Regions from separate parts of the Homo sapiens genome. Here all the other regions are linked to region 1. Evidence: chromatin contacts called from ENCODE Hi-C or POLR2A ChIA-PET data. All regions are on one chromosome and are shown on one strand. Each heading gives the region's core, a stretch centred on a gene start or an enhancer-like site at or near the end of the contact. The rest is flanking DNA. Distances are from core to core; before and after follow the strand shown. Region 1 has its middle 7.1 kb from the start of TPRG1-AS1. Region 2 overlaps LOC105374264 (a long non-coding RNA gene). Region 3 has its middle 28 kb from the start of BCL6.

Evidence for each region. A loop is a pair of places that touch in the nucleus more often than their neighbours do. ChIA-PET counts read pairs that join two places held with the same protein, here RNA polymerase II (POLR2A). Pooled maps may share reads with other maps.
Region 2: a pooled map shows a loop between it and region 1 (2.5-fold over the local background). The contact joins two enhancer-like sites. A Hi-C loop is called at or near these places in 1 of 168 maps with a recorded cell type or tissue (endothelial cell of hepatic sinusoid), 1 of 37 single-sample maps with no recorded cell type and 2 of 50 pooled maps.
Region 3: a loop to region 1 is called in a pooled map, with 3 times the contacts of the local background. The contact joins two enhancer-like sites. A Hi-C loop is called at or near these places in 2 of 50 pooled maps. POLR2A ChIA-PET finds 5 or more read pairs at or near these places in 2 of 52 experiments (activated T-cell and endothelial cell of umbilical vein).

Annotation. Positions count from the first base shown.
Region 1 is chr3:188,953,078-188,956,388 of GRCh38, reverse strand. No RefSeq gene overlaps it. Among named protein-coding and RNA genes, the nearest start is that of TPRG1-AS1, 7.1 kb to the right of the region's middle. RefSeq lists a silencer at 1,555-1,849. Within about 2 kb of position 1,613, at least 7 of the 41 ENCODE cell types and tissues checked have a DNase peak (open chromatin) inside an H3K27ac peak, as active enhancers do.
Region 2 is chr3:187,827,800-187,831,291 of GRCh38, reverse strand. LOC105374264 (a long non-coding RNA gene) reads left to right here. Exons shown (of 3, transcript XR_924813.3): 3 at 1-498. Among named protein-coding and RNA genes, the nearest start is that of BCL6, 84 kb to the right of the region's middle. Within about 2 kb of position 2,196, at least 3 of the 41 ENCODE cell types and tissues checked have a DNase peak (open chromatin) inside an H3K27ac peak, as active enhancers do.
Region 3 is chr3:187,771,872-187,775,646 of GRCh38, reverse strand. No RefSeq gene overlaps it. Among named protein-coding and RNA genes, the nearest start is that of BCL6, 28 kb to the right of the region's middle. Within about 2 kb of position 1,691, at least 4 of the 41 ENCODE cell types and tissues checked have a DNase peak (open chromatin) inside an H3K27ac peak, as active enhancers do.

The DNA of each region.
Region 1 (3,311 bases), core at 364-2,863:
AAGCTGTAATGAAGCAGTCACTTCCTTGGTCATCTAGACCACTGCGGTGATGGGCTGAAGTTAGCTCAAGAAGCCATCGGCATCTCTCAGTGCAGGTTTTGACATGAAATGGCAACATTCAGGCTTTGTAGAAGAAGCTGAAGGCAGTAAACTCCAAGCCAGAGTAAAAATCAAGTGTGTTCTGATGTGTTGGATCAAAACTTGGGAACCTCATGTGCTCTATCCTACCCCTGATAACAGCTGCAAATGTTTGTTTTTTTTTCTCTAGCATCTGGCCGGCCCATGTGTAAACAGAATGAAGAGTCAGCATGGGGAAAGAATCTGAATGCCCCGTTTCTCAGCCTCTTAAGGATACAGTGAAATGGGACAGGGTCTGAGTTAGGAAACTCTTTGAAATTACACGGAGATTCAGGCAGCAGCTCCCAATGGCACTATAGAATCTCTCACCTATAAGTCCCTTTTTATGCAAGAAAGACAGTTAAACAAAGGTAGTGTTGGGTAGTGGTAAGAACAGTGGATTGAGAATTGGATGACTCAAATTCCAAATGAGGCTCCTATAATAACTGACCGTGAGCCTTTGGGAAGACTATTCTTTCTGGGTCTCATTTCACCATCTGAGTTATAAGATGGCGGAGTCTTCTCTAAGGTTTCATCCAGCTTTACTTTTCAACTTTTTGGCATAATTCTAGCTGTAAAACAGGGGTCTAGGACTAGAATCTACCATATTGCTATGTTTATTCAATAGGTATATTCCTAGCTACTGTTTCTTCCTTTGACTAAATGACACTTTAAAGGTTATATCAACTCCCCCAAATCTTTTATGTCGCTTTACCTTGTCTCAATCCTAAACAACAAGTTAGGACTAACATCAGTGCTAAAGATAGAATTCAACCTATCAATTATTGTTTCTGTTCAAAAGCTAATTATTTAATCAGGGTCTTCCACTTGTTCAAAATTATAAGCAGATTAAGTGCTGAGCATGATTTTTAATGTGAAACATATGACTTTGGTATTCAAATGTACTTTTAAAGTTTTCAATATCTTTTCAATTTCTAAAAAGTAGATCAGAGTAAAATTTTTTTAAAGTAAAGATACTATTAGCTTTGATAAATGAAGTACAAACTAAATAACATATTATGAATTTGTAAATTCATATACAAATATACCTTGAAAGCTAAGTAAAGAATGTTGACTTAATTTAGCAGGCAATGAATGGAAGAAGGTTTCTAACTGAAGGAGTAATTACAATCTGAGACTAGAAACTGAGTTATTCCAAGAAATTACTCTTTGTAACCCAGCAATTAAACCTCTCAAAGAAGGCAGAATTCTTAGTTTTATGCCCATTTCACTGGATTACATTTCCCCTCTTTAAATTCTATTTTTTCACCACATCGTGATCCTCTTAAGAAAAGTTGTCAAAGAAATGGAAATAGAAGGAATGAGAAATAAAAGTCAAGAAGACATTGTAGACTTGATCTGTCTTATTTGGAGCTTGTATTTAAACAGAGGTACTTTTCATCCTTTCAGAGTTCCAGTTGGCCCCACTTCCAAGATGGCTGAGGATGTTGGCTCCTGCTCCATTCCAGCAGAGGGCGCTCTTGGAGCAGGATTGGGGATGGCAGTGGGAAACTGGGAGGACAATCTGAGCCTCATTCACCAGCCACTTAAGTTTGGTGTGAATCTGAGTCCTTCTGGACTGACCTAAAAGACAGCTCATTGGTCCGTGCCTTACAGAATTCTATTCATAGTCTAGTTAAACTCTGATGAAGACCCCATTTTCCAGCTCTACCTTCTCTGCTTACTGTAGAGAAAAAAGTGACTAAATTATCCTCAAGAAATAGAAAATAAGTTAAGAAATGTGACATCTGGGCACGTGCACAGAGGAGCTACTGAGGACTGAGAAATCAGGAAAAGGTTAGCCAAAATAGGTGTGTGTGAGAGATGTCAAAACTGCTTAGCAAAATCGCCTGTCTACTTTCTACCTCGTCTTCCAGAAGGGAATTCATAAATTTTTTTAAAAAGTAGTAGCAATATCATGGGCAGAGCCCAAATAATGACACAAAATGAATCTTGTACAATTGGCCCTTTGTATCCATAGGTTCCACATCCATGAATTCAACCAAGTGTCGATGAAAAATATTTGGAAAAATAAATGGAAGGTTGCATTTGTACTGAACATGTAGAGATTTTCTTGTCATTCTTCCCTAAATAGTACAGTATAACAACGATTGACATAGCATTTACACTGTATTATTATGAGTAATCTAGCAATGATTTAAAGCATATAGGAGGATGTGCGTAGGTTATATGCAAATACTACACCATTTTATATGAGATACTTGAGCATCCCTGGATTTTGGTATCCTCAGAAGATTCTGGAACCAATCCCTCAAGGATACCAAAGGATGACTATACTAGGAATGAATAGCTGAAATCCATAAAGGTTTTTGAGCTCAAGAATGATGTGAGCAAAGCTTAGCAACTGGGTTGCCTAGCAAAAGATTTATCCATTGCAACCCAGGGACTGAGCTCCAACTTGTAGCAAAAAAAAAAAAAAAAAAAACAAAGAGCACCAAGGAGCAGTGGAGATCTGGGCTGTAGCCCTAGCTCCAAGACTTCTTGTCTCTGTGTCTTTGGCCAGGTTCCTTGGGTGCGTCTCTTCAAGCCTCAGTTTCTCTGTCCATCAAGTGTGGGAGCTAAACCACATAACCTGTCAGATTCATTTCATATTTTACATTTTGAGTCTGTGCGTTTGTAGCATATTAGAACAGTAATTTAATTTTTCCTCAGGGAATCCATGGAAGGCAGGTTAAAGGTAGCTGACCATTTATTATGTCATTCTTCAGTGAATAGACATGTCCCTGAGGGAAGAGAAGAGCTCTTCTCAGAGACTTCCAGTCGCATCCTTCCCTCCAATCGACATATGCCCTCCAGTCATGAGCAGTGGGGGTGTGGTGTGGGGCTAAGGGTGAGGAAGAGAGTATCTATTTCTTAGCTGGTTTATGGAATCCAAGGTGGAAGTGGAGTTTGATCAGTCACTCAGTGTAGACTGACTTTGGGGCAAATAGAAAGCGAGCACTAGAAGAAGCTTAAGAGCTCAACTGCTCTTCCCTATCATTTAGTAAATGCTAAAATGTAGATCTCAAGGCCACACAGTAATTGGTAGAATAAACCTGGATTATGGTGTTTTTATAGGCTAAATGTAACCTCCAGCATATAACCTCCTCACTTACTAATCCCTATATCTCTACCAGAACTATTTAGATTTTCTCCTCCTGCTCATCACTAGATTTTTGCACTGCTTAGAGATG
Region 2 (3,492 bases), core at 947-3,446, 1.1 Mb after region 1:
GTAGCAGAGGGGCAAGAATGCAGGTGACTCATGCCCTTTGCAGTGTGACTTACAGCTGTCCATGGGGCATCCCAGCCTACGTGAGGCAGTTGCCATCTTTGCTGTCAGAGAGTCACTCTTGACCCAGGCAGTAACTGACGTCAAGAGCAGAGGAGACAGAGTTTGGTTGTAAAACGGACCAACTGTGCAGAAGAAGCAGTACCCAGCTATGAGCGAGGAAACCTCGGCTCCACTCACAGATTTGCTCTTGCCCTTTACAACTGTGTGACCTTAGGTAAGATGTCACCTGACCTGAATAAGCCTCACTCTTCTAGTCTGTTCACGGGTACAATAATCTTTGCCCTCACTATCTTGGAGATGTGAAGAGTGATCTGTAGGCTAGAGCTTGAAGGAAAAAAACAAAGCCTTCTGCAAACCTAGAGAGTTCCAAACGTGTCATTACTATTATCATGATTCATGCGAATACTAATATCATTAAACATTCATTCCAAAAGGAAATGTGATGATAAAATGTTAACATATCTCCATGAGGGGTACATTTGAACTCCGTACTGTTTTTGCAACTGTTCTGTAAGTTTGAAACTACTTCAAAATAATTTTATTTAAAGTTACATTCTCTTTAATTACCTTCTCTTCCATGCAACCAGGTTCACTAGGCAGCAGCCATACCTCAGTCAATAAGAGAGGACAATCTCTGCCCTTGTTGAGTTTATATCCTAGCAGGCAAGGGCAAATATTAATCAACACAATAAATATGAAAATTGTCTGCTGTGTTCGGAGGTGCTAAGTCCTATGGGGAAAAAAAGTAGAGCAGCATGGAGGGGTGGGGAGCAGAAGTCCCAGATTTGGAGTGGGGAACAGGTACCAACTTGCAGGCTGATATGTAAATAGCATGGTCAAGGTGGGGCCTGGGGGAGAAGGTGAGACATGAGCAGGCTTGAAGAAGAGGAGACTGTGAACTGAGCATATGTCTGTAGGAAGAGTGTGCCAGGGGAGGGCAAAGGACTAAAATAGGAGCACATCCTAGGAACAACAAGGAGGCCAGTGTGGCTGGAGCAGTGTGGTCAGCTATTGGAGTACCTGGGAGAGTAATGGGAGATAAGGTCAGAGAGGCAATACAGGGTGAGTCTTGTAGGGCCTGGTAGGCTATTTTGAGGACTTGAGTTTTTTTCTCAAGAGTAATGGGGTACCAAGGCAAGGATTTGAGTGGAAGTGTGACATTATCCAATGCACATCTTAAGAGGATTATTTTCACTACTGTGCTGAGAATATACTAAGGGGCACAGGATTGAAGCAGAGAGAAGCAAGGGTTGAAGCAGGTAGTAGGTGATCACAATATTCCAGGAAGAAATGCTGGAAGTTTGGATCAGAAGGATAGCTGCAGGTGGGGAAAAGCGATTGGATTCTGGATACGTTAAAAGTAGAGCCAGCTGGCCACAATGGCTCACGTCTGTAATCCCAGCACTTTGGGAGGCTGAGGTGAGTGGATCACCTGAGGTCAGGAGTTCAAGACCAGCCTGGCCAACGTGGTGAAACCCCATCTCTACTAAATATAAAAAAATTAGCTGGGAGTGGTGGCACGTGCCTGTAATCCCAGCTACTTGGGAGGCTGAGTCATGAGAATTGCTTTAACCCGGGAGATGGAGGTTGCAGTGAGCCGAGATTGTGCCACTGCACTCCAACCTGGGCAACAAGAGCAAGACTCTGTCTCAAGAAAAAAAATAAAAAAGTAGAGCCAACATAAGTCTTTTAAGCTTTTTGACCTAAAATCCATCTCCAAGGCCCTTTCTAGCCCTAAAATTCTTTGACTGCTCTAGAATATCATCATCATCTCCTCAAACCCCTCTGCCCAAGTGTGAAGAGAGAGGCAGACATTGTGCTACTTTTACACTTACAGATCGAAATTCTCTCAAGTGGCCTGAGGTTTCTGGGATGACGTTTGCTCGGTCTTATTTCATGCCTGAGTATAAATACAGCACACAAGAAAAGGTTGTCTTTCCCTCAATCAGAGGAACTGCCAAGCACAGATCCAACCCACAGGGACTATGGAGAGGCCGGAAATGTCAAAAAGAGAAGTATGAGCATGAAATTGTACTCCCTAATGAAACACCTGGCCCCTGAGAACAAAGTCCATCCTGTCACTGTTCTTGATTGACAGGTGTATGGTCTGTCACTTAGGCAACACCTCTTATCTGCCACTTGGTCTCCCCAGCCCAGTGATTCCCCTTCAACCTCCCCTCCACATTGTCACTAGACACACGATTCCTAAGAGCAGTGGAGTGGTCTCTGCACTGGCATTCTCAAAAGCCCTGCCCTTGCCCACGAGTACCTATGCTGTATCACACCTTTATGAAGGACCCTCTTCTTTAGAAAACCACCTCTTGCTCCCCTAGATCCCCCAGTCACTGGCAGAGGCCATCCAGGTGGGAAGAAGGGTGAATTCACTTTGGAGGAACTGCAATCTCTTGACCTCAATTCCACCTTGGCAGTTTCTGTGTGATACAGCCTTCTTCACTTCCTGCCCTAATTGCTGTGCAGTGTTACCATGGGCTGTTAAACAGCTGCCACCTTCTACCCCAGACCTAAATGCCATCCAAGGGCAGGTAAAAATATTTCTCTTTTCACAGAGATTGTTGGAGGAGTCTTCTAGAAGAAGCATGCTAGGAATTGTGCAGCATCCCAGGGGCCCGTCCAGTGCTCCTGGCCTGTCTGGCTCCCTTGCCTTGTTCTTTGGGGTTGGTCACCCTGCCAGCTCTCCTTCCCACAACCACCCCTTCTGTGCTTCCTTCTTAAAGTGTATGGGTGGGGCTGAGAGTTTTGTTCTGGAATCATGGAGGAATAGAAAACATTTCAGCTGACGGGGCCTCAGCACTCATTCCTTCGTTTAATAATCAGTGGAACCTGTTTCTTTCACCTTCCAGGTAAACCTGATCTGGAGTTGTATATAAAGTATACACAAGCAAAGCACCTTTGGTGGAAGACGGGTCAGGAGTCCTACTTTAATTGTCCTCCAACCACTCTCAGAGATTTGGAGGCCAAGATACCAACCCCATAAACTCCTAATTTTTTCAAACCTTTTCATTTTGCACCTGATGATCCTCGAGGTAGAAAGTCTTATCCCAACTCAGTCAGTCAAAAAAGGGCCTGGATTAGGACTCCAGTTTCCTGACATTCAGCTCAGTTGCTTTAAAGAGCTCAGGCAATTACTTCCTGTTGACCAGGTCTGACAAAAGAAAAAACAAAATAAAATAAATAAGTAACGTGATCAGGCGTAAGACTATCAGGTGCAAAGATCTCAGGGCTTGGCTGTAGAGCACTGGGACTGCTGGTGGCCATGGTACCAGAATTGCTCCTCCCAGCTCACCACAGCCAATGGCATTCCCCTCCTCTGGTCCACTTTCAGTGAGGTCATGTTGGCAGCTTGACATTGGCTGTGGTGGGAAATTAGCAAATACCACAAGAGGGGAGATCTCCATCCTCTCAAGAGCTGGT
Region 3 (3,775 bases), core at 442-2,941, 1.2 Mb after region 1:
CAATTTTCTAGTTTCGGGATAAGAAAATCAGATAAGATTTCTTCTGGGAAAATTTCAGTTCCAAAACTGTATTAGGAATTTAATTCTATGATTTTCTGACCTAGGGCATGGGTTCAAGACAAAAGAGAAGAGGAAAAACCTGTAAAAATGACTAAGGAGCTAGGACATAATAACTGTCCATCTCATTTCCAAGAATGTGATATTGACCTGGTTTTCACATGATCCCCTAGAAGCCAAAATCAAAGTAGACCAGATCTAGCTCCCTTCTCTGTGACCAAGGGAAGATTCCCATATAAGCCTTTATCATCAATACCTAAATCTATGATTTATAAATATTCCTCTAGTCCTGTCAATAGATGTGTACTGTGTGCGGCATATAATTTTGTCTATCCATTTTGCTGACCAAAGACTTACATATAAGTTGAGAGTGGGGGTATATTCTGTGGTCATAGATCCTATTTGCATCCATTGAGGTCAGTAGCCATGCCCATAGCCCCCAGATATCATTGGTAAGTGCTAATTTGCTGTGGTAAATTTCTTCCTATAATTGAACAAATAAATAAGTCCAAATTTAAACTCTTCAACTTCTAAATGTGATCAACCATGGTATGAGCCACCTTGGAAGGTGGAGAGTTCCTTGCCCTGAGATACCTAAGAAAAATCTGGATAGACACTTTGGTAGGGGCATTATATGTTGGAGATTCAGATATGGAGTAATCCAAAAATTTTATGATTCTTTGGTTCCATTTACTCTTACCAGGCCCACTCTGGGAATGTGAGTAATGAGTTTTATTTTTGGATATATTAAAAAACAACAAAAACAACAAGTTGTCCTACCCTTTTGGGGAAGAGAGAGAAGCCCGCTGTGCACATGGGCTAATTGAGTCTTTTAATACTAAAGACACTAATATTCCAGGATTCTGAGCCATGGGGTTCTGCATAATGCAATTTAATTAAATATAGATGGCAGCACTGGGGAAAAAAATGTGTAATAGAGGTAACTGACATGCCCAAACCTGGACCTGGCAAACAGGAGGGGCCAAGATCACCTTACTGGTATTTGCTGTGGTACCTGACAATTACCTGCTGGCTCTCTTCTCCTTGGGTCCTCTGCGAATCTGTGAACCCTGCTTATTTTGTGCTCAATTCAGTGCCCACGGCTCAACGGATTGTTCTATGACTAGTCCAGTCCTTCTCTTGGCATGCTGCCTACTCCATGTCAGAAGTTAAAAGGTTGCACTTCCTTAAAATGCAGTATTTTCCAACAGAACCTGCATCAATCAACCAATTAGTATAACTACGCATGCACTGCTCACGGCTCCATGCTGGCTAATGATCACTGGCTTTGTCTTATGCAAGGCTGGTCTTTCCTCGATCCAGCTAAGAAATAACCACTTGAAAGGAAGTGCATGGGGAGATTTCAAACACAACAGGAAGAACATCGTGTCAAATTGCCATAGTCGTACAAAAGGCAGCATTTGCAGCATCTGTCCATACCTGGTAAGAGTGATGGGTCTCAGTTTGAACGCTGGGGTGTGGAGGGTGACTCAGGAATAAAAGAATGGCCTGGTGAAGGAGTGACTGAAGAGGCTTTCTGCCCTAACTCTCACTTCTTGGGCTCCTTAGCAGGCTCTGTAACTACCTCATTTTCCTGATTTCTATGACTTACCCTGGGTCCGTGCTGATTTGCTGCCTGGATGAAGGAGTAGCACAGACCAACATCGGTAGGCGTGAGAGTTGGGTCTGTGCACATAAAGAAGGGTTCAGAATCTGTACAGGACTCACCCTGGCTTCCGGCAGAACCTAAGACGAGGGAGAGAGGCCCATCCCTGGTGTACCTGAAAGGCCAGGTCCGTGCTTGTTAATTAATGCAAGGCACAGTGCTAAGGCCTGGCTTGCCCCGCTGTTCTCTCTCAGGAGCCACAAATGGGTGATAATACCACTAGTTAGAGAGCAGGGCTCACGTCTCTGCTCCTGCCCGCTCCTGTCTGGGTTTGCTATGACCGTCTCTGTTGGAAGAAAACTATTTGGCTCTAAACTAAAGTAAGTCTTATTAACCATCATCCTTTCAAAGAACACGATTGTATTGTTCTCTTTCTACCCTCTCTCCTCTTGCTTTGTCTTTCTTTTGGTTGTTTCGTCTCTGGTACTTGTTTAAGTGGGGGATTTAAATGTTTGGCGTGGTCACTACAGAAGCCCAGACGTAAGATCTTTGAAGCGGTTGGTGAAAAAAGGGAAGTGATACTATTGGGTGAGGGGTGACATCAAAGAGAAGCCTATGTTCTGTTCCCTACGGCGTGGCTGGGATTTTTTACTCCAAGAAAAGAATTAAACAACAACGCTTTCCAGGAAAAGAGTGACTTTCCTTTTTTTGCCCCTCCCATCTTCTTTTCCTGATCCATTCAGACATACAAGCAATTTTGTTTTAAGGAGAAGCCTAATGCAATTGAGCACTAATACTATAATTATAATTAATGAAAATAATAATATTCGAATATCTTATACCCTTTCTGTTTATCTTTGAACAACACAGTAGTAGTTACAAATGACAAATATGAATATTATCCCAGTTTTTCATGGAGGAAACCAGGGCCAGAAAGTCAAATGCCTTGCCAGGGTCATACATCTGATATTTACCATCAAAATATAGTCTCCAGTTTTTCGACTTTAGGCTCAGCATGTTTTTATCTACACCTTGCTGCCTCTTCCCACATAATCTTTTAAGATTAAGTCTTCAGATTCCAGAGTTGGGGCCATGGAGTTACTAAAAGGCCTAAGAAAAATGGGGCTTTGAAAAGGTCATATTCTCATCCTTCTTACTCTGCACTGTGCTTGAGTATTAAAAGGCTGCTTTGAAAATTCACTGGCCCATGATTACTTGACTAATGCCAGTAATAAAATGCATATATCAAAACCACACACTTTTATTTGATTTTTCTCAGCCCATTACTTGTCTTAGCTGAGTGGCCAGCTATGTGTAAGCCTGAATGGTAGGAAGGTTTTCTGGAAGCAATGACCAGTTATGAAGTTTCTGTTGAGATCCAGGGAGCAACTTTAGGTAAGCATATTTTTGTTATCATTCAGAGGGACAAGAGATAGACCTTACATCCAGTTCATCAGTGCCAGAAGGGAGCTTTGCCAACAGGGTCTCCTCTTTGATCACCACCTGGATCTCCTCTGGAATCCTGGGAAGGAAAGTGATGGATGTTGATCAGAATGCTGCTGTGGGCAGGGTTTTGAAGAAAACTAACCAATTGAGTGTGTCTGGCTGTGGGAGAAATTTTCCAATTCCTGCAAATAAGGCCAAAATTATGGGACCATTTCTCTCCTCTTTCCTCCTCTTGATCATTATCAGCATCATAAAATCAACCATAGGTGTGACTCTAGAGAGATGGAAGTACGGCGAAGAAGGAACACTCAGCCAAGGGGCGTGGAGTCCTGGTTCTCTCCAGGCTCTTTGTGGTCTTGGACAACAATTTGACTTTGTGCTCTTTAATGTTCCCATTTATTAAATGATGAGTTGGACGATACTGCCTTTGACACTTCCAGGCCTGATATTCTCCAATTCCTATCTACCTTGTCTCTCTCCCATAATTAACTTTATAATTACAAGTGCCTATAATACATTATTTTGAGTTTTCTACAGAGAAAAAAAAAATGCAAGGCAGATTAAGAAGTAAATTAACAATAAGTATTAACAAATAATTTCTAGTTTGAATATTTGTCTTCTTTTATATTTATTTATTTATTTATTTGAGACAGAGTTTCACTCTTG